Linked DNA regions of Homo sapiens: region 1 is linked to region 2. Evidence: read pairs that join two places in POLR2A ChIA-PET (ENCODE). Cell type or tissue: OCI-LY7. All regions are shown on one strand. Each heading gives the region's core, and the rest is flanking DNA. Links, peaks and the distances in the headings are about the cores only. Region 1 overlaps CUX1 (cut like homeobox 1). Region 2 overlaps CUX1 (cut like homeobox 1).

What was found. Peaks named below come from ENCODE experiments on the same cell type or tissue, not always from the same donor. Only the 100,000 strongest peaks of a DNase experiment are listed, where the experiment ranks them.
Region 1: POLR2A ChIA-PET joins it to region 2 with 5 read pairs; 3 of 35 experiments call an interaction of 5 or more read pairs at or near these places.

What each region holds. Positions count from the first base shown.
Region 1 is chr7:102,235,410-102,245,153 of GRCh38, forward strand. CUX1 (cut like homeobox 1) reads left to right here. Exons shown (of 24, transcript NM_181552.4): 23 at 3,911-4,175. LOC124901711 (a long non-coding RNA gene) reads right to left here. Exons shown (of 3, transcript XR_007060458.1): 2 at 7,367-7,495; 3 at 5,143-5,229. Among named protein-coding and RNA genes, the nearest start is that of SH2B2, 47 kb to the right of the region's middle. RefSeq lists a silencer at 4,652-4,721. In OCI-LY7, for the core only: no CTCF peak of the experiment used is centred there; a DNase peak (open chromatin) is centred at 4,862; H3K27ac peaks cover 768 bases.
Region 2 is chr7:102,159,024-102,168,767 of GRCh38, forward strand. The region is part of intron 9 of CUX1 (cut like homeobox 1); the gene reads left to right. Among named protein-coding and RNA genes, the nearest start is that of SH2B2, 120 kb to the right of the region's middle. RefSeq lists enhancers at 4,062-4,957, 4,958-5,851. In OCI-LY7, for the core only: no CTCF peak of the experiment used is centred there; no DNase peak of the experiment used is centred there.

The DNA of each region.
Region 1 (9,744 bases), core at 3,806-6,305, 76 kb after region 2:
CATCCCAGGGGCCGGGCACAGTGGCTCATGTCTGTAATCCCAGCACTTTGGGAGTCCGAGGCAGGTGGATCACTTGAGGTTCAGAGTTCAAGACCAGCCTCAGCAACATAGTGAAACCCCATCTCTACTGAAAAATACAAAAATCAGCCAGGCATGGTGGCGCACGCCCGTAATCCCAGCTACTTGGGAGGCTGAGGCAGGAGAATCGCTTGAACCTGGGAGGAGGAGGTTGCAGTGAGCAGAGATGACACCACTGCACTCCAGCCTGGGCGGCACAGCGAGACCCCATCTCAAAAAAAAAAAAAAAAAGAATGGGCATCCCAGGCCCTTGAGTGGCTCTGCCCCAGCCCACCCCACCCCCGTCCCCGCCACACACACACACACACACACGCGCACACAACATCTGAGCCAGGGGTGGGTATGGAACCCAGGCCTGTCAGTTCTTAATTCACCCAGAAATTCCAGCCAAGCATCGCCGTTCTCACCCAACCCGGGAAAGGACTGCTGAAGGAGAGAGAGTGTCTGGTGCCTCCTCCAGGAACCCTATGGGGGTTCCTTTATAATAATAGAGGCTTCTATTTTCTGAGAACTGCCCTGTTTGCCAGGCACTGCGCTAAGACTGCTGTTCATCCACACGACTCTGCTTAGATGTCCTTATCCAGGAAATACGAACCTCGGTGCTTCATGCAGCCTAGCAGATTTCAATAGCTCCTATCAGTAGGGAACGGGAATTCATACTCAGGGCTGTCAGATTTCAAAGCAGATGCTCTTAAATATACATCCGCTGCCTCTGTGCTGCGAGCTGCCCCCCTGGGATGACCCAGGGGCACTGCTGCTGCCCACTGATGACCTGCCCAGGTGGTGGCCTCTGCCCCATTCAGGGCCCCTCTAGCGAGCTCTGGCCTGCCCTTGGGCCTGTAGTCTAAGGGTCTGAGGTAGGCCATGCCTCTTGGGCAGCCCCAGGCAGCGCTGTAAGCTGCAGAGGCCTGGTGCCACATTGCCCCCCTAAAAGTTTTCAACTTATTTTTCGTTTTGTTTTTTGTTTTTTGTTTTTTAAAGTCTCGCTATATTGCCCAGGCTGATCTTGAACTCCTGGCCTCAAGCAGTCCTCCCATCTCGGCCTCCCAAAGCGCTGGGATTACAGGCATGAGCCACTGCGCCCGGCCTTTTCAATGTCTTATTATGGGAAATCTCCAACATAAACAAAAGTAGAGAAAATGCTGTCATGAACCCAATAGATCTGTGCAGAGTTTCCCGTGATCCCCTCACCCGAGCAGCGTGAAGCTTCCTGCACTAGCCAGGAGGCAGCCCTCAGCCCTTAGGAGGGAGGAGGCCCTGACAACCCAACTCCCTGCTGTGTTTCTCACCCTGGGGCCCTTAGGAAAGGACCTTAGTCCCCGCAAATACATCTCCAGGGCTTCCCAGGCCTCCCATCTTTCCCTCGGCACAGGCTCGGGGCGCCCTCTTGTGTTACAAATGAATTACTGTTTCTGCGGGGCCCAGACCTTTCCAAAGGTGCCCTAGTATCCAAAGCCGCTGTGGTCCGATGGCCTTCTCTTCACTCCTGGGGGTGCCGGCCACAAAGGCTGCTCCCTAGAGAGGCCTTCTCCAGCCCCCTGCCAGCCCCTGGTCAGTCGTCTGTCCCCTAGGAGGGAACTGGAGGGAGTCCCCACGGTTGGACAATCCAACTCCTTTCTCTGGATCCAGCAGCTTTGACTCCGCTGTTTGGGTTTTCTATGGGGAAGATTTACCTTCTCAATTGCTTCTGAGTTCTCATGACAAAATGGCAAGTTAATTAAGGAAATCCCTTGCCTAAGCTGTTTATTTTATTTTTTTAGAGACAGGGTCTCTGTTGCCCAGGCTGGAGGGCAGTGATGCAATCATAGCTCACTGCTGCAGCCTCGGTGTTCTGGGCTCAAGTGATCCTCCCGTCCCAGCTACTCGGGTGCACGCAGCCTCGGTGTTCTGGGCTCAAGTGATCCTCCCATCCCAGCTACCCGAGTAGCTGGGACTACAGGTGCACGCCACCACACTGGCTAATTTTTAAATTTTTTTTGAGACAGGGTCTCTCTATGTTCTCCAGGCTGGTCTCAAACTCCTAGGCTCGAGCAATCCTCCCATCTCAGCTTCCCAAAGTGCAGAGATTATAGGCGAGAGCCACCACGCCCGGCGATGTCCTTCAGGATTCAGTTTAAACATCATCTCTTCTAGGCAACTTCCCCTTCTGCCTCCCCAGGTGTAGGGACCAGCCCCACAGGGTCTGTGGGTCTCTCCCCGTGTGTGGAGACGAGAGAGTATAGAAATAAAGACACAAGACAAAGAGATAAAAGGCAGCTGGGCCCGGGGAACCACTACCACCAAGTTGTGGAGACTGGTAGTGGCCCCAAATGCCAGGCTGCACTGATATTTATTGGATACAAGACAAAGGGGCAGGATAAGGAGAGTGAACCATCTCCAATCATAGGTAAGGCCACGTGGGTCACATGTCCACTGGACAGGGGGCCCTTCCCTGCCTGGCAGCCGAGGCAGAGAGAGAGAGGAGACAAAGAGAGAAACAACCTACACCATTATTAGAGACTTTTAGTACTTTCACTAATTTGCTACTGCTATCTAGAAGGCAGAGCCAGGTGTACAGGATGGAACATGAAGGCAGACTAGGAGCGTGACCACTGAAGCACAGCATCACAGGGAGATGGTTAGGCCTCCAGATAACTGCGGGCAAGCCTGACAATGTCAGGCCCTCCACAAGAGGTGGAGGAGCAGAGTCTTCTCTAAACTCCCCCGGGGAAAGGGATACTCCCTTTCCCGGGATACTCCCTTTCCCGGTCTGCTAAGTAGCCTGTGTTTTTCCTTGACACTGAGGCTACCGCTAGACCACGGTCCGCCTGGCAACGGGCGTCTTCCCAGACGCTGGCGTTACCTCTAGACCAAGGAGTCCTCTGGTGGCCCTGTCTGGGCATAACAGAAGGCTCGCACTCTTGTCTTCTGGTCACTCCTCACTGTGTCCCCTCATCTCCTATCTCTGTATGGCCTGGTTTTTCCTAGGTTATGGTTATAGAGCAAGGATTATTATAATATTGGAATAAAGAGTAATTGCTACAAACTAATGATTAATGATATTCATATATAATCATATCTAAGATCTATATCTGGTGTAACTATTCTTGTTTTATATTTTATTATACTAGAACAGCTTGTGTCCTCGGTCTCTTGCCTCGGTACCTGGGTGGCTTGCCGCCCACACCCAGGCCTGGCCGAGGAACTCTTCTCAGTATCCCCATGGTCTCTTGCACTTACTTACCCCCACCCCACTTTTCACTCTGCTGGGAACATCTCTCTGGATACTTCTCTGCCTCCCCTACTAAACTGTTAAGTTGTGCAGGGACAGGTGAGGACCTGACATTCCGTCAGAGCAGGTCCTTGGTGAGCATGTGCTGGTAACAGAATGGCTCTCATCTTAGCGTTGTTTCTTTTGTTTTGTTTTGTTTTGTTTTGTTTGAGACGGAATCTTGCTCTGTTACTCAGGCTGGAGTGCAGTGGCACCATCTCATCTCACTGCAACCTCCACCTCCCAGGTTCATGCAATTCTGCCTCAGCCTCCCTAGTAGCTGGGATTACAGGTGCGTACCACCACGCCCAGCTGATTTTTGTACTTTTAGTAGAGACGGGGTTTCACCATATTGGCCAGGCTGGTCTTGAACTCCTGACATCAAGTGATCTGCCTGCCTCGGCCTCCCAAAGTGCTTGGATTACAGGCATGAGCCACCATGCCCAGCCTCATCTTAGTGTTTTGAGATGCTCTATGCAAAGTCCTGCAAGCCGGCACTGTGCCGTCCCGCTAGCGGGACTGGGGATTTGGGCTGCTGTCCCAGCTGGGCCTGACCTTAGTCTGCCATCTCTTCCTCCGCAGCCTACATGAAGCGGCGGCACAGCTCAGTCAGTGACAGCCAGCCCTGCGAACCGCCCTCTGTCGGCACCGAGTACAGCCAGGGCGCCAGCCCCCAGCCCCAGCACCAGCTGAAGAAACCCCGGGTGGTGCTGGCTCCGGAGGAGAAGGAGGCGCTGAAACGAGCGTATCAGCAAAAGCCATACCCGTCACCAAAAACCATCGAAGACCTCGCCACCCAGCTCAACCTGAAAACCAGCACCGTCATCAACTGGTTCCACAACTACAGGTACGACGGCTGGCTCACAGGGAGCGCCGGTCGGCCCAGGGGAAGGGGCTGATCTGTCCGGAGGCCGCCATGGCGCACAGGGGTGAGGCTGGGGCCGGAGGTGGGGCGCTGGGAGCTCGGTGATTGGTCCGTTCCTTGGTCCCTTAGGGTTTTTTTTTTCTTTTCTTTTCTTTTCTTTTGAGATGGAGTTTCAATCTTGTTGCCCAGGCTAGAGTGCATTGGCGCAATCTCGGCTCACTGCAACCTCCGCCTCCTGGGTTTAAGCAGTTCTCCTGCGTCAGCCTCCCAAGTAGCTGGGATTACAGGCATGCACCACCAAGCCCGGCTAATTTTTGTATTTTTAGTAGAGACGGGGTTTCACTATGTTGGTCAGGCTTGTCTCAAACATCCTGACCTCAGGTGATCTGCCCACCTCGGCCCCGCAAAGTGCTGGGATTACAGGCGTGAGCCACCACGCCTGGCAGTTCCTTAGGTGTTATTGGAGGTTTTAACTGCAGAGATGTAAGGCCACGTCCCTTCCCGTCACTGTCACATAGTTAGAAACAGGTGGTATCTGCCATGACCCAGAAAGAAAATCACCTCTCGATTACATCATTTAATAAGGGAGAGTGTAGGCATTCATGGTTCAAAAGGAGTGAAACTTTTGTGGTTTAGTTTATATATATCTATATTTATAGTTATATTCATATTTATTTATTTTTAGAGACAAGGGCTTGCTCTGTCACCCAGGCTAAAGTGCAGTGGTGCAATCATAGCTTACTGCAGGCTGGAACTCCTGGGCTCAGGCAGTCCTCCCACCTCAGCCTCCTGAGTAGCTAGGATGCCAATGCACCACCATGCCTGCTGATTTTTTATAGAGACAGGGGTCTCGCTCTGTTGCCCAAGCTGGTCTCAAACTCCTGGCCTCAAGCAGTCCTACCACCTCAACCTCCCAAAGCCTTGTGATTATAGACATGAGCCACCACACCTGGCCTGAACTTTTATTTCTTAGTGATTTTGCAGTGCTTTCTCGGGGTCTTCTGCCATGTTATCTTCCAAATTAGTTTGATTAGTTCTGTAATTAAATAAATGAAGTCATTTAAGACCTTTGCATTTGGGAAAGTTCATGAGTTAATGAAGACAGATTGAGCATCTTCTAGATCTCAGATTCTGAGCTAAGTATTTCACCGAGTTATATCACTTAATCCTCACAGCTCACAAATGTATATGAGATACCTTATTCTTGTCATTCCTTTTTTGTTGTTGTTGTTGTTTGAGACGGAGCCTTGCTCTGTCGCCCAGGTTGGAGTGCAGTGGCACGATCTCGGCTCACTGCAGCCTCCTTCTCCCAGGTTCAAGCGACTCTCCTGCCTCAGCCTCCTGAGTGGCTGAGACTACAGGTGTGCACCACCACGCCTGGCTAATTTTTGTATTTTTAGTAGAGACGGGTTTCATCATATTGGCCAGGCTGGTCTCGAACTCCTGACCTCAAGTGATCCGCCTGCCTCGGCCTCCCAAAGTGCTGGGATTACAGGCATGAGCCACCGCACCCAGCCAGTTCTCTTCATTCTACAGATGAAAAATATAGAACTCAGAGGGGCTAAGGAGGTCAGGCCCCAGTGCTGTCTTGGTAGAACAAAGTGCACTGGGATGAAGTGTTTGGAGTAGATGGAGGAAACCCACTGAAGGATCCTGAGTTGCTGATCATAGCTATAACCATACTCTCTGCTGCTAGAAACCAAGAATTCCAGGGCCCTGATGGAGATCCCTAAGCTAGTGCCTTGCCATTGACCATCTCAGGTGCTGCTTCCCATTGTCCCTAGGGCACGATAACATTGGGGTAGGTGCTCCTGGTTCAACCAAGGTCACCCTACGTAGGTCTAGCCGATGGCAGTGGGGCCCTCCCAGCTGTGCACATGACACAGTCATGGGCAGCACAAAGTCACAGTCAGGCTGGAGGGGAAGTTGTGTCTCTCACCGGGCCCTCCCTCCCCCATAAGGTCCACTGGAGTTCCTAAAGGGGCCCAGTAAACCACCCAGGCTCTGAACAAATTGGGAAACTAAAATATTAGGTCAGAGTCCAAATCACACCTTTATTGCCCATAGAGGCAAAGTCACAAGATGCTGCTCATTGTGAGAACTGAGCGCACCTGCTACGTGGACCCTAGACTCAGGCAAACTTCCCCACAATGGCAGCCCTGGCCCCGCACAGGCCTCCCCGTGTTCCAGCTACCTCCCGCAAGGACAAAATCCAGGATTAGCCAGGCGTGGTAACACGCACCTACAGCCCCAGCTACTCAGGAGGCTGAGGTGGGAGGATCACTTGAGGCCAGAAGGCGGAGGTTGCAGTGAGCCGAGATCACACCACTGCACTCCAGTCTGGGTGATAGAGCCAGACCCTGTCTCAAAAAAAGAAAGTCCAGGAGCTGCACAGCCAGTTTCTTCATTCCAAATTTAGCAATCAGATCAAAACAGAGGCAGAGGGAGGCCAGCAGTTAGAACAGTGGAGGTCCCTCTACTTGGAAGGAAACTTCAACAGTAATGAAGCAGAATGAAGGAAATGAACGGAAACGTGGACAGGGGTTTCCTGAAGCTTCTCTTTGCCAGGTGCCATGCTATCCCATTTCCACTTTCTTTCTTTCTTTTTTTTTTTTTTTTTTTTTTCTGAGACAGAGCCTTGCTCTGTCACCCAGGCTGGAGTACAGCAGCACGATCTCGGCTCACTGCAACCTCTGCCTCCTAGGTTCAAGCTTCTCCTGCCTCAGCCTCCTGAGTAGCTGAAATTATAGGCACCCACCACCATGCCCGGCTAATTTTTTGTATTTCTAGTAGAGACTGGGTTTCACCATGTTGGCCAGACTGGTCTCAAACTCTTGACCTCAAGTGATCCACCCACCTCGGCCTCCCAAAGTTCTGGGATTACAGGCGTGAGCCACCACGCCTAGATGCCATCTCTACTTTCTAGCCACAGAGATGCGTGCACTTTGAAGTCTCCTGCAATTCACATCCATTTTAGGGCATGTGTGATAACGCTTTCTATAATATAGACACATGCAAAGCCCTAGGTTACCATCTGGGCATAGATGCTACCAATTATACAAAACAGTTCCAAAAGTATGTTCCCTGGCCCTGCTGGAGCCACGTTTGTTTCCCAAGTCCCCCAACAGGCCTCAGCTGCATGGCAGTCACTGCCCCCTGGCCAGGGTACACACCCTCGGGTTTCTCAGTTTGCTGCTTGTCTTGCTGGTCTTCTGACAGTCATACCCGTCACACTGTAGTCTGCGGTCATTGTGGGGATGCCTCTTTTGTGCATTTTAGCACTAGCAAATTCAGTGGTACACCTGTGGCAAAGATAGAGAAGGGGAGAGAAGAAGAATACCAGTAGGACCTCAAAACTTAGTAAGTAAAATTTAGTAATCACAGGTCTGGGCTGGGTGTGGTAGCTTATGCCCGTAATCCTAGCACTTTGGGAGGCCAAGGCGGGTGGATCACTTGAGGCCAGGAGTTCGAGACCAGCCTGGCCAACATGATGAAACCCCGTCTCTACTAAAAATACAAAAATTAGCCAGGTGTGGTGGGGTGCGCCTGTAATCCCAGCTGCTCAGGAGGCTGAGGCAAGAGAATCGCCTGAACCTGTGAGGTGGAGGTTGCAGTGAGCCATGATCATACCACTGCACTCCAGTCTGGGTGACACAGCGAGACTCTGTCTCAAAAAAATAAATGAATCCCAGGTCTGAATCCAGAGTAGACACTCAACAAATGCTTCCTTTCAAAAATAACTCCACAACAAAGCAGGCTGGGCTGAGTCAAATATGGGATCCAAGAGATGAGTTTGAGCTGCAGAGATCTGGAAAAATATCATGGAAGAGGTATGAAATGAGCAGGCTCTTGAAAGGAGGATTGGAGTAGAGAAGAATTTTATAAGCAACGAAACAGGTGGAAGGAGAAACGAGGGGCCGAGCACAGTGGCTCATGCCTGGAACTCCACCACATTGGGAGGCTGAAGCAGGAGGATGGTTTGAGGCCAGGAGTTTGAGACCAGCCTCAGTGAGACCCTGTCTCTACAGAAAATAATAATAATAATAATAATAATAATAATAATAATAATAATAATAAAATAAATGAAGGAGAAGTGAGCATTCAAAATTAGCATGAAGTCGCTTGTCTAAGATCACCCAGCAGGGGCGGGCTTGGTGGTTCACGCCTATAATCCCAGCACTTTGGAAGGCCAAGGCGGGCAGATCATCTGAGGTCAGGAGTTCGAGACCAGCCTGGCCAACATGGTGAAACCCTGCCTCTACTAAAAATACAAAATTAGCCCGGTGTGGTGGCACATGCCTGTAATCCCAGCTACTCTAGAGGCTGAGGCAGGAGAATCTCTTGAACTCCGGAGGCGGAGGTTGCAGTGAGCCGAGATCACGCCATTGCACTCCAGCCTGGGCAACAGAGCAAAACTCCGTCTCAAAAAAATAAAAATAAAAATAAAAAAAGACCACTCACCCAGCAGGCCAAGGGCAGAGGGCAGAGCAGAGATGCAGACTGAGTTTCTTCTCCAACACTTTGGTTCTTTCACTAAATGCTTTGTACAGACCAACCTGCCGTTATACCCGACAGAGCTTCCCGACACTGGATGTGTTAAATCCCTAACCAAGAACGTAGTTTTTTACGTTCTTTTCTCAGGGGTTAAACAGGAAAAGTAGATTTTCTTTTCTCCTGTCCCACTGGAACCCTCAGGGAGTAACACTTGGTGTCAATTTTTGCCCCCTCAAAAAAAAAACCGAGCTTTATTTCCTCTTATCCTTTCACTTTAAGGGAATTAGAAATATCTCTGGCTAAAGGCAATTAAAAATATCTCAGGCTGGGCCGGGCACGGCCTGTAATCCCAGCATTTGGGGAGGCCAAGGTGGGAGGATTGCTTGAGCCCAGGAGTTTGAGACCAGACTGGGCAACATAGTGAGACCACGTCTACAAAAAATAGAAAAACAGGCGGGCGTGGTGGTGCATGCCTGTGATCCCAGCTACTCAGGAGGCTGAGGTGGGAGAATCACTTGAGGAGGTTGAGGCTGCAGTGAGCTGTGATCATGCCATTGCACTCCAGCCTGGGGAACAGAGCAAGACCCTGTCCCCCAGCAAAAAAAAACATATCTCAGGCTGACCATTTACCCAGGATTGATGACGAGATTGCCAGAACAACATGCCACAGGACACTGCTCTCCCCTGGAAAAACAGGTCCACCCAGTTAGGAACTCAGATTCTGAACCCTCGCAGCCACGGCATTCTGCGAGCCTTGTGTGACTTCCCTAAAAACCACAACTGCTCCTGGAAGCTCATCTTTCTAGGCCAGAAGACAGTATTCCTTAGAAATATGGAGACAAATCTAGGCTAAAAAGGATGATGTCTCACATCTGTGGAGCACAAAGCATGTGCCAGGCACTGAGCCAAAAAGGTTTTTGTTTGTTTGTTTGTTTTCTGATTTTGGTTTTGGTTTTGGTTTTTTGAGAAAGGGTCTCGCTCTGTCGCCGAGGCTGGAGTGCAGTGGCAAAATCTCAGCTCACCGCAGCCTTGAACTCCCAGGCTCAGCCAATCCTTC
Region 2 (9,744 bases), core at 4,564-7,063:
ACATCTCACCACGGTGTTATCCTAGGAGAGTTCCTTAGTGTAGACATCTCACCACGGTGTTATCCTAGGAGAGTTCCTTAGTGTAGACATCTCACCACGGTGTTATCCTAGGAGAGTTCCTTAGTGTAGACATCTCACCACGGTGTTATCCTCGGAGAGTTCCTTAGTGTAGACATCTCACCACGGTGTTATCCTAGGAGAGTTCCTTAGTGTAGACATCTCACCACGGTGTTATCCTAGGAGAGTTCCTTACCGCCACGTTCTCATGGGTCGCAGCCACTTGCTCCAAAGAGGGCTCTCAGCTGACGGCCCCTTTTTGGCTGACACTTGGTGCTCAGAGAGGCCTTATGGCAAGTACCCAGCACAGTGTCCGGCCCAGATCAGGCACAGGACGCATCTTAACCATTAGCGTACTTTTGGGTGATTCTAAATACTCTGCTTCCTGGAAAATTCAGCCATCCCCAAAACCCCTTCCTCCCCCCAGGAGCCCACAGAACAGGAAAACATTTTGCTTTAGCTGGTGCTGCTGTTGCTCTGAAAAGAAAGTGGTCCCCCAGCCGGGCACAGTGGCTCACGCCTGTAATCCCAGCAGTCTGGGGGGCCAAGGTGGGAGGATCACTTGAGGTCAGGAGTTTGAGACCAGCCTGGCCAATATGGTGAATCCCCGTCTCTACTAAAAATACAAAATTTAGCAAGGCGTGGTGGCAGGCGCCTATAATCTCAGCTACTCAGGAGGCTGAGGCAGGAGAATCACTTGAACCCTGGAGGCAGCAGTTGCAGTGAGCCAAGATCTAAGCCTGGGCAACAGAGCAGAAACTCCATCTCAAAAAAATACAAAATAAAATTTAAAAATAAATTTTTACTACCCAGCCTTGGGCTGGGTGTAGTGGCTCACGCCTGTAATCCCAGCACCTGGGGAGGCCGAGATGGGTGGATGACTTGAGGTCAGGAGTTTGAGGCCAGCCTGGCCAACATGGTGAAGCCCCATCTCTGCTAAAAATACAAAAATTAGCCGGGTGCGGTGACATGCACCTGTCATCCCAGCTGTTCAGGAGGCTGAGGCAGGAGAATCACTTGAACCCAGAAGGCAGAGGTTGCAGTGAACCAATCATGCCACCATACTCCAGCTTGGATGACAGAGCGAGAATCTGTCTAAAAAAAAAAAAAAGCAGTTACTGGAAGGAGTTACCTTCATCATAGATCACTATTCCTATTTCTCAAGTTTCCACCGACTCCACCTCTCTCCTCAAGGCCAGTCTTGGGCATGCCTTGCCTTTAGATGGCACTTTAGGGCAATCTAATGTGCCCAACAGGAGAGCCTGGTTTGTTAAACGGGAGAGCCTTATCCTGTGAATATCAGTGCTCTATCCAGAACAGGTTCTCTGTGGTCTCAGAGGCAGTCCCCAGCTACCTAAGAAGTTTGGCAAAGCGAATGCACTTCTCAAGGTGCCAAAGCCACTCGGTGGACCCCAGTCTTAGGAGACACCAGACAAGGCTGTAGGGACAGGTGCTGGCTCCGCAATGACACGGGTTCAGTTCCTAACTCGGTATTTCCTGTGTGGCCTTGACGGGTCTCTTAATCTCTTAAATTTCTTGGTCATAAAAAAATCAAAAGAAAAGTGAACCTTGAGGCCATTATGCCAGGGGAAATACGCCAGTCACAAAAAAAGACAAATACTGAATGATTCCACCTGTATGAAGTATCTAGAGGAGCCAACTTCAGAGAGACAGAAAGTGCCACGGTGACTGCCAGGGACGAGGAGAGGAGGGAAATACGAAGTTGTTGTTAAATGGGTACAGAGTTTTGGTTTTGCAAGATGAAAACATTCTGGGGATTCATTGCACAACCACGTAAACGTCCTTGACGCTACTGAAAAGTACGCTAATGGTTAAGATGGTAAATTTTATGCTTTGCGTAGTTTGCCACGATTTAAAATATGTTAAAAAATTTTTTGAAAGAAAGGAAGGGAATTTAGCTAATGCTTCCTTTGCAAGATTGTTTCGAGGATTTGAGGTAAAATGCCAGAGTAAAAAGTAGATGGTGGCCGGGCGCAGTGGCTCACACCTATAATCCCAACACTTGGGGAGACCGAGGCAGGCGGATCACTTGAGGTCAGGAGTTTGAGACCAGCCTGGGCAATTTAACAAGTCCCCCATCTCCATAAAAAATACAAAAGTTAGCTGGGCGTGGCAGTGTGCCTGTAGTCCCAGCCACTCGGGAGGCTGAGGCAGGAGGATCGCTTGAGTCCAGGAGGTAGAGGTTGCAGTGAGCTATGATTGCACCACTGCACCCCAGCCTAGGTGACAGAGTGAGACCCTATCTCAAAAAAAATAAAAGAAGTAGATGCCTAAATAAATGTTAGTTCCGTAGCTGCTGAAGAAGCTCAGGTTTTGGGGGAATTGTAAAGTCCTGCCTTCAGGAAAGGGTGGTGAGGGGTAGAGGTGAGTTCTCACCAACAACTCAGCCAGAGTTTATAGCCTGATACGGCTACATTAATAGAAATACAGTTTCTAGAATGAAGGAGGTGGTGATTCTGCTCATTGGCAGCAAGGAGTCCGTGCCTAGGAAATTCCATTTTTTAAATTTATTTATTTTTCTTCTTTGAAATGGAATTTTACTCTTGTCATCTAGGCTGGAGTGCAATGGCACGATCTCAGCTCACTGCATCCTCCACCTCATGGGTTCAGGCAATTCTCCTGCCTCAGCCTCCCAAGTAGCTGGGATTATAGGCGCCCACCATGCCCAGCTAATTTTTATAGTTTTAGTAGAGACGGGGTTTCACCGTGTTGGCCAGGCTGGTCTCGAACTCCTGACCTCAGGTGATCTGCCCACCTTGGCCTCCCTAAGTGCTGGGGTTACAGGCAAGAGCCACCGCGCCCAGCCGGAAATTCCATTTTAGACTGGAAGCCACAGTATAAGGAAAACAGCTCCTTGGAGTGCATTCAGAGATGACTCCATGGCCAGGACAGGGAGGGGCTCTAACATAAAAAGAACTAGGGGGTTCGGAGACGTTCCTAATCTTGGGGTAGCAGGGAAAGACGGCAGCACCACTGGACAGCAGGAGCAAGAGGAATAATTTCAGGAATCTGGGACGCGAAAAGATAAGGGGGAAGGGTCATGGGGGCATTTGTGGGTTCTGTCCTTGTAGTTCTCAAGAGCCGACCAGAAAGAAAGGCCAGGGGACGGAGCCAGGCTTTTTCTGAGAGACCCCTGTAGACCCCAGCCAAGCATAGAGGCTGGCGAGAGGAAACTTTTTTGTTTTTGCTTCTGAGACAGTCTTGCTCTGTTGCCCAGGCTGGAGTGCAGTGGCACAATCTCAGCTCACTGCAACCTCCCCGTCCTGGGTTCAAGTGATTCCCCTGCCTCAGCCTCCCAAATAGCTGGGACTATGGGCATATGGCTCCCCATCCTGGGTTCAAGCGATTCTCCTGCCACAGCCTCCCGAGTAGCTGGGACTACGGGCATATGGCTCCCCATCCTGGGTTCAAGCGATTCTCCTGCCTCAGCCTCCCGAGTAGCTGGGACTACAGGCATATGGCACCACGCATGGCTAATTTTCTTATTTTTAGTAGAGATAACTCCTGGGCTCAAGCGATCTGCCCACCTCGGCCTCCCAAAGTGCTGAGATTACAGGCACATGCCACCACACCCAGCTAATTATTGTGTTTTTAGTAGAGACGGGGTTTTGCCATGTTTGCCCAGGCTGCTCTTGAACTCCTGGGCTCAAACGATCCACCCACCTCTGCCTCCCAAAGTTCTGGGGTTACAGGCATCAGCCACCATGCCCAGCCAGGAAGCTTATTCCCAGTGGTCTGGCTCTCCAGAGTTGCCACGCTGAAAGATGCTTGCTCTGGAGAGAGTGAGCTCCCTGTCACCAGAGCTATGCAAGCAGATTCAGGCCAGCCCTCCCAGAGAGCATGAGATGGGGAATCACGCACAGAGTGGACCGAAGGAGGGATTGAACAAGAAGGCTCAAAGGGTCCCTTTTGACCCTGAAGTCTAGGATTTCGTGAAGCTACAGGTGAACCCATTGGCATGAGAAGCATCCAGGGAGGAAAGATGCAAGCCCTTGGAATATCGAGAGAATATTTCCAGCAGGAAAAGAAGTGGAAGGTTAAAGGAAAGCCAGAGAAGGGGACGTTGCCCTGGGCCATCAACTAAGAGAAAAGCTGCCCAGAGCCAGGCATGGTGGCGGCGGTGCCTATAGTACCGGCAGTTGGAGAGGCCGAGGCAGGAGCATCACTTGAGCCCATGAGTTTGAGACCAGCCTGGGCAACATAGTGAGACTTTTTTCTCTACAAAAAAGTTTAAAAAAAAAAAAATAGCCAGGTGTGGTGGTGTGCACCTGTGGTCCCAGCTAACCCAGGAGGCTGAGATGGGAGGATCTCTTGGGCCCGAGAGTTCAAAACCAACACCAGAGATGCGGGTCAGAGAGTGGGCTGGTAGGACGGGACCTGGCCAGGCCTGTGGGAGGGTCTGAGTATGAAGGATTCATCCTGGGAGCAGTGAAGAATCGTAGGCGGGATTGAGACATCAGGTTTGAGTTCTAGAAGGATCTCTCTGGCTATACATTGGAGAACAGATGGGAGTGGAAAGACCAGAAGCCAGGAGAGCTGTGGGAGGCTATTGTGTAAGTATGGGGAGAGATGGCATGGGCCTGAGCTGAGGCCATCCCTGCGGAGGTGAGCTGGAGGCGGGCTGGGCAGGAAGAGGAGGGCGCAGACACAGTCCAACACTGGTGCAGGTGGCAGGCATCTGGACCAACACCTTTCCCATCAGGAAACCCCCCAGGAGGAGCAATTTACTAGCTCACTGGCATACAACATTCGTTTTCCCTGGGTGTGTAGTTAGAATGTTCTACGGAGACCTGAAGTGCTCGTTTATTGCTCAACCACTGTGCTCCTGTTATGGAGAAGTAGCAGAGGGGTCGGCACCTGTCAGTTATGTCCGAGCCTCATTCACACCTGTTTGTTGAACATCAGGGCACTGGCATAAATACTCACTGTCCCAATTGGTGACAGTAAAGGATCAGATCTCTTGAGACTTCATGGTCAATAAGAAGCCACAGCTTTACACTTTGAACTGCATGTGAAACCCCGTCCCGTCCGGGGGCTTTCAGCAATTCACAGCCTTTTTGTGGTGAAAAAAAGTGGCCCGCCCACCACCCCTCCGGGGCCTCCTTTCTGAGCAGTGGTGATCCGAGTTGCTGGTGGGTCTCAAACTCCTGGGCTCAAGCTATCCTCTCGCCTTGGCCTACCAAAGTACTGGGACTACAGGCATGAGCTACTGCGCCCGGCTTTGAAGCCAGCATTTCTTTACTACCTACGAGGCCTGCTCAGAGTCCGTGCTCAAAAAGATGTATTGAATGAATATGGGCTTTGACGCACAGGCTGGAGCGCAGTGGCATGTTCTCCTAGCCCACAGTGGGGCTGGGAGGGAGTCATTGAAGTGAGCTGCCCTCTTCCTGTTCACCTGCCTGGTGTTTATGTCACAAGACTGCCCTAGTGGAGGACTCTCCAGGTTGAGGTTAGGGGTTGGAAACCACAGCTGACCCTCACCACGGAGAGTGGGTCTCCATGGAGGCCTTGGCCACTGGTGCAGCATCAGCGTGGGACACGTGGTGGTCAGCATTTGGTCTCCAGCTGTGGTAGCTGTTCCCGACCTCCTTCCTGCAGAGTCAGTGACATGGAGTTACCTCTGGGAGTCGAGATGTTCACTGTAATTGCATGCTGCGGGTAGGGCAGCAGGGCCTTAGCCCATCATCAGCTCCTGGGTCTACTTTGTTCCTCGGGGGACTTGCTCATCTCTGGTGTCCTCAAGCCTGAGTTTTAATGGCCATGCAAGCAGAGAACAAGAGACAAAACCTGGGGCCAAGAAGGGGGTGGAAGATTGGATCAGAGAAAACCCCCCTCCCCCGCCATATAAAACCAGGGACTTCAAAGGCCACACTCTGAAAGTGTAAACTGGCAGGGTGGGGGAAGGAGTCTGCCCTTAAAGGGGAGACGGTGAGGGTTCTCTCTTGTTGGTTCCAGAGGGAGAAGAAAATGAGCCTCCCAAGAGAATTCCTAACCACAGCCACCTCTCCACAGGTCTGGGGCCATGTCGCACATGAGACCCCCCAGCCCTCTCCCCACACCTTCGCCCCACCAGGCTGCAGCTGGCCCAAGGCCCTGTCTTTATCCTCTGCAAGCCCACCCCTCTCTGTGTCCTTCCCATGATGCCTTACCACGTTTTATGAGTCAAATTGTTCAGACTTTAGAGGCCTGGAAGTAGCTGTCTACATCCTGTATTCACATCCCAATCGGGCACTGCGGTTAGGGGAAAGCTTTTTTTTTTTTTTTTTTTTGAGATGGAGTCTCACCCTGTGACCCAGGCTGGAGTTCAGTGGCGTGATCTTGACTCACTGCACCCTCCCCCTCCCAGATTCAAGCAATTCTCATGCCAATTCTCATGTCTCAGTCTCCCAAGTAGCTGGGACTACAGGTGCACACCCCCACGCCCAGCTAATTTTTGTATTTTTAGTAGAGACAGGATTTCACCATGTTGACCAGGCTGGTCTCAAACCCCTGACCTCAAGTGATCTGCCCACCTCAGCCTCCCAAAGTGCTGGGATTACAGGCGTGAGCCACAGCACCCAGCAAAAGCATTTACTTACCATCCTTCCTGGGGCCTTTCAGGGACCCTTGAGGGATGGGCAGGGGTTGGGGGGCCCGTGGAACTTCTTCTAGGATGAGGTGACCTCGTGGACCCCTGGTTCCGGCTCTCCTTCCCCAAATCACCCAGTGAGGAATATGACACCAGCCCAGGGAGCAGAAAAGCCTCCTTCACCTTCCCCAGAGAAGCGAGGCTCCCCTGGGTCTCACGGTGGAAACCATCTCTGTATTTGCTGGCTTGACTCTAACAGGAAGAATTCCTGAGACACGGTGTCGCTGGCTGCTTGCTACCTCCCAGGTGACTGCTGAGGGGAGGCAGAGTTTAACCTGATGCCAGCTAAGAGTAATTTCCCCCAAAAGGGTCTTCCATTTTGAGATGAGGAGGATGTGAGGTGTGCCTGGGGCCACACATGCCAGGGACCTTCGTGACAATGTCCTGGACACCATCGCCAGGTGATGGGCATCGGCTTGTGTGAGCCCCGTGGCCACCAGTCCCCTTGCCGGGTGGCTGTTTTCTGCCATCGTGGTCTGGGTTACCACTGATATGCAAGCAGTATCCTCCTCGCCCCTGTGTTTCTAGCATCAACTCTGATTTCTCAGCAAATGACAGAGAATAGACAAGAAAGAGCAAGAAAGATCTCCCAGGACAGTGCTCAGGCTTGGCGAGGGGCCGTTCTCATGGTGGGGCAGACACAAAAGTAGAACGAGGGCTCCCAGTGGCCCTGTCTCTGCAGGGACACAGGAGGAGACGGGAGTCCGGCGGTGACCACAGGGAAGTGATGTCTCAGGGCCGCCACCGCTAGATCTGGGGTTCCAGATCTAGAAACACAGCTACAGCTGGTTTAACAGGGGTCTTCAGGAAGACGCCAGAGCCTCAAAACCAGTGTCACCACACGCCGACCCGGGACAGGGCCCCCTTCTTCCTGCCTCAGCTGCCAATGATGGGCTACGCTTACTTCTCAGCTCCTGAAATGAATTTATCCCAGCTCCAGATCAGTGTCTGTTTCCCTGTTCCTTCCTTTCACTGCCATTAGGCCTGTTTTTAGTTTGAATTCTCCTGTTTCGTGGATCTCACCACACAAACCACCTCAACGCTTCATTTTGTGAGTTTTGTATTTTTTTTCGACGCCCTCAGGACAGAAATCCTGAATAACTATGTGATCAGAAAGTTGCGTGAAAGTAACGAAGGCAAGCCACAAGTGATAGAAGTCTGACACCGTGACCGCCAACAGATGGGCCACAGAGAGACTGTCCGTGAACTTGGAAACTGATTGCAAGTGCAAATGCTCCACAGAAATTATGCAATCAGGCCGGGCGCGGTGGCTCACACCTGTAATCCCAGCACTTTGGGAGGCCGAGGCAGGTGGATTACTTGAGGTCAGGAGTTCAAGACCAGCCTGGCCAACATGGTGAAACCCTGTCTCTACTAAAAATACAAAAATTAGCTGGGCGTGATGGCGGGCATCTGTAATCCCAGCTACTCAGGAGGCTGAGGTGGGAGAATCACTTCATCCTGGGAGGTGGAGGTTGCAGTGAGCCAAAATCATACCGCTGCACTCCAGCCTGGGCAACAGGGTGAGACTCTGTATCAAAAAAAAAAAAAGAAAAGAAAAGAAAAAGAAAGAAATTATGCAATCAGAAATTGAAATCATCAACAGCTAGATCCCTTCTTTTGTGAACCATCACCCTGTGATGAGATGGTATCCGCTCTGAACGGCTAAATGCCTGCTTGAGACCATGTAGGCTCCCGGGGACACCTTGTAACCAGATGCCCGGGACTTCCCCAGCGCTGGCCGTTCCAGAACACTTCAGAGCCAGTGTTACAAGTCAGGGTGGTGAGGCCACCTCCTTGGCTGCCACCAGAACAGCTTCTCCACTAGGCTAAGAAATAGGTTTTCTAGCCCAAGAGACCAGGAGAAATATCTCCAAATACATCTTATTCCAGGCAGAGTCTTAGATATTTTCTGCCCAAGAGTTGAACTGACCAGCAAGGGAGGCGTAAGCTCTTCAGTGATTTGACGTGATCATCAGAAACACTTGGCATGACACATCTGGAAATAAACTGGGAAAAATCTTTTTTGTTGAAGAGGACATTTTTCTGTAGTCTTAATAGTTGATTAGGTCGGATGCAGTGGCTCACACCTGTAATCCCAGCTCTTTGGGAGGCCAAGGCATGGATCACCTGAGGTCAGGAGTTCAAGACCAGCCTGGCCAGCGTGGCAAAACCCCGTCTCTACAAAAAATATAAAAATGAGTCGGTTGTGGCATTGTGTGTCTGTAATCCTAGCTACTCGGGAGGCTGAGGCAGGAGAATCGCTTGAACCCGGGAGGCGGAGGTTGCAGTTAACTGAGATTGCACCACTGCACTCCAGCCTGGGTGACAGAATGAGATTCCATCTCAGGAAATTAAAAAAAAAAAAAAAACCAGTTGATTAATTAGCATGAACCAGAAATCACCTCTACAGTCCTGGACATACAGGTCACCTTGCCACCTTCCTGATGGCTGGTTCTAGATTCAGTGTGGACGAGAGATAGTGACAGAGGTGACCTGCTTGGGCCTAGACACACCCACCCAGGCACCACATGAATTCAACTGAATGTAATTCCAAGAGCTCCTGGAGAGGCAAGGCAGGCGGCCACCAGCACCGCCCTGGGCGGACGGAACTGCCATTAGAAATATCCTAAATTGGCTGGGCGCGGTGGCTCATGCCTGTAATCCCAGCACTTTGGGAGGCCGAGGCAGGCAGATCATCTGAGGTCAGGAGTTCGATACCAGCCTGGCCAACATGTGAAACCCCATCTCTACTCAAAACACAAAAATTAGCCAGGCATGGTGGGCACCTGTAATTCCAGCTACTCAGGAGGCTGAGGCAGGAGAATCGCTTGAACCCAGGAGGTGGAGGCTGCAGTGAGCCAAGATCATGCCACTGCACTCCAGCCTAGGCGACAGAGCGAGGCTCTGTCTCAAAAAAAAAAAAAAAAAAAAAATCCTAATTTGTCTGTATGCAGGGCAAATAGATTCAATGCTGTTGCCACAGAATTGCTTAAAGCTGCCAAAGCCACTCCTCCTAGAACTAGATTAATCAGCCA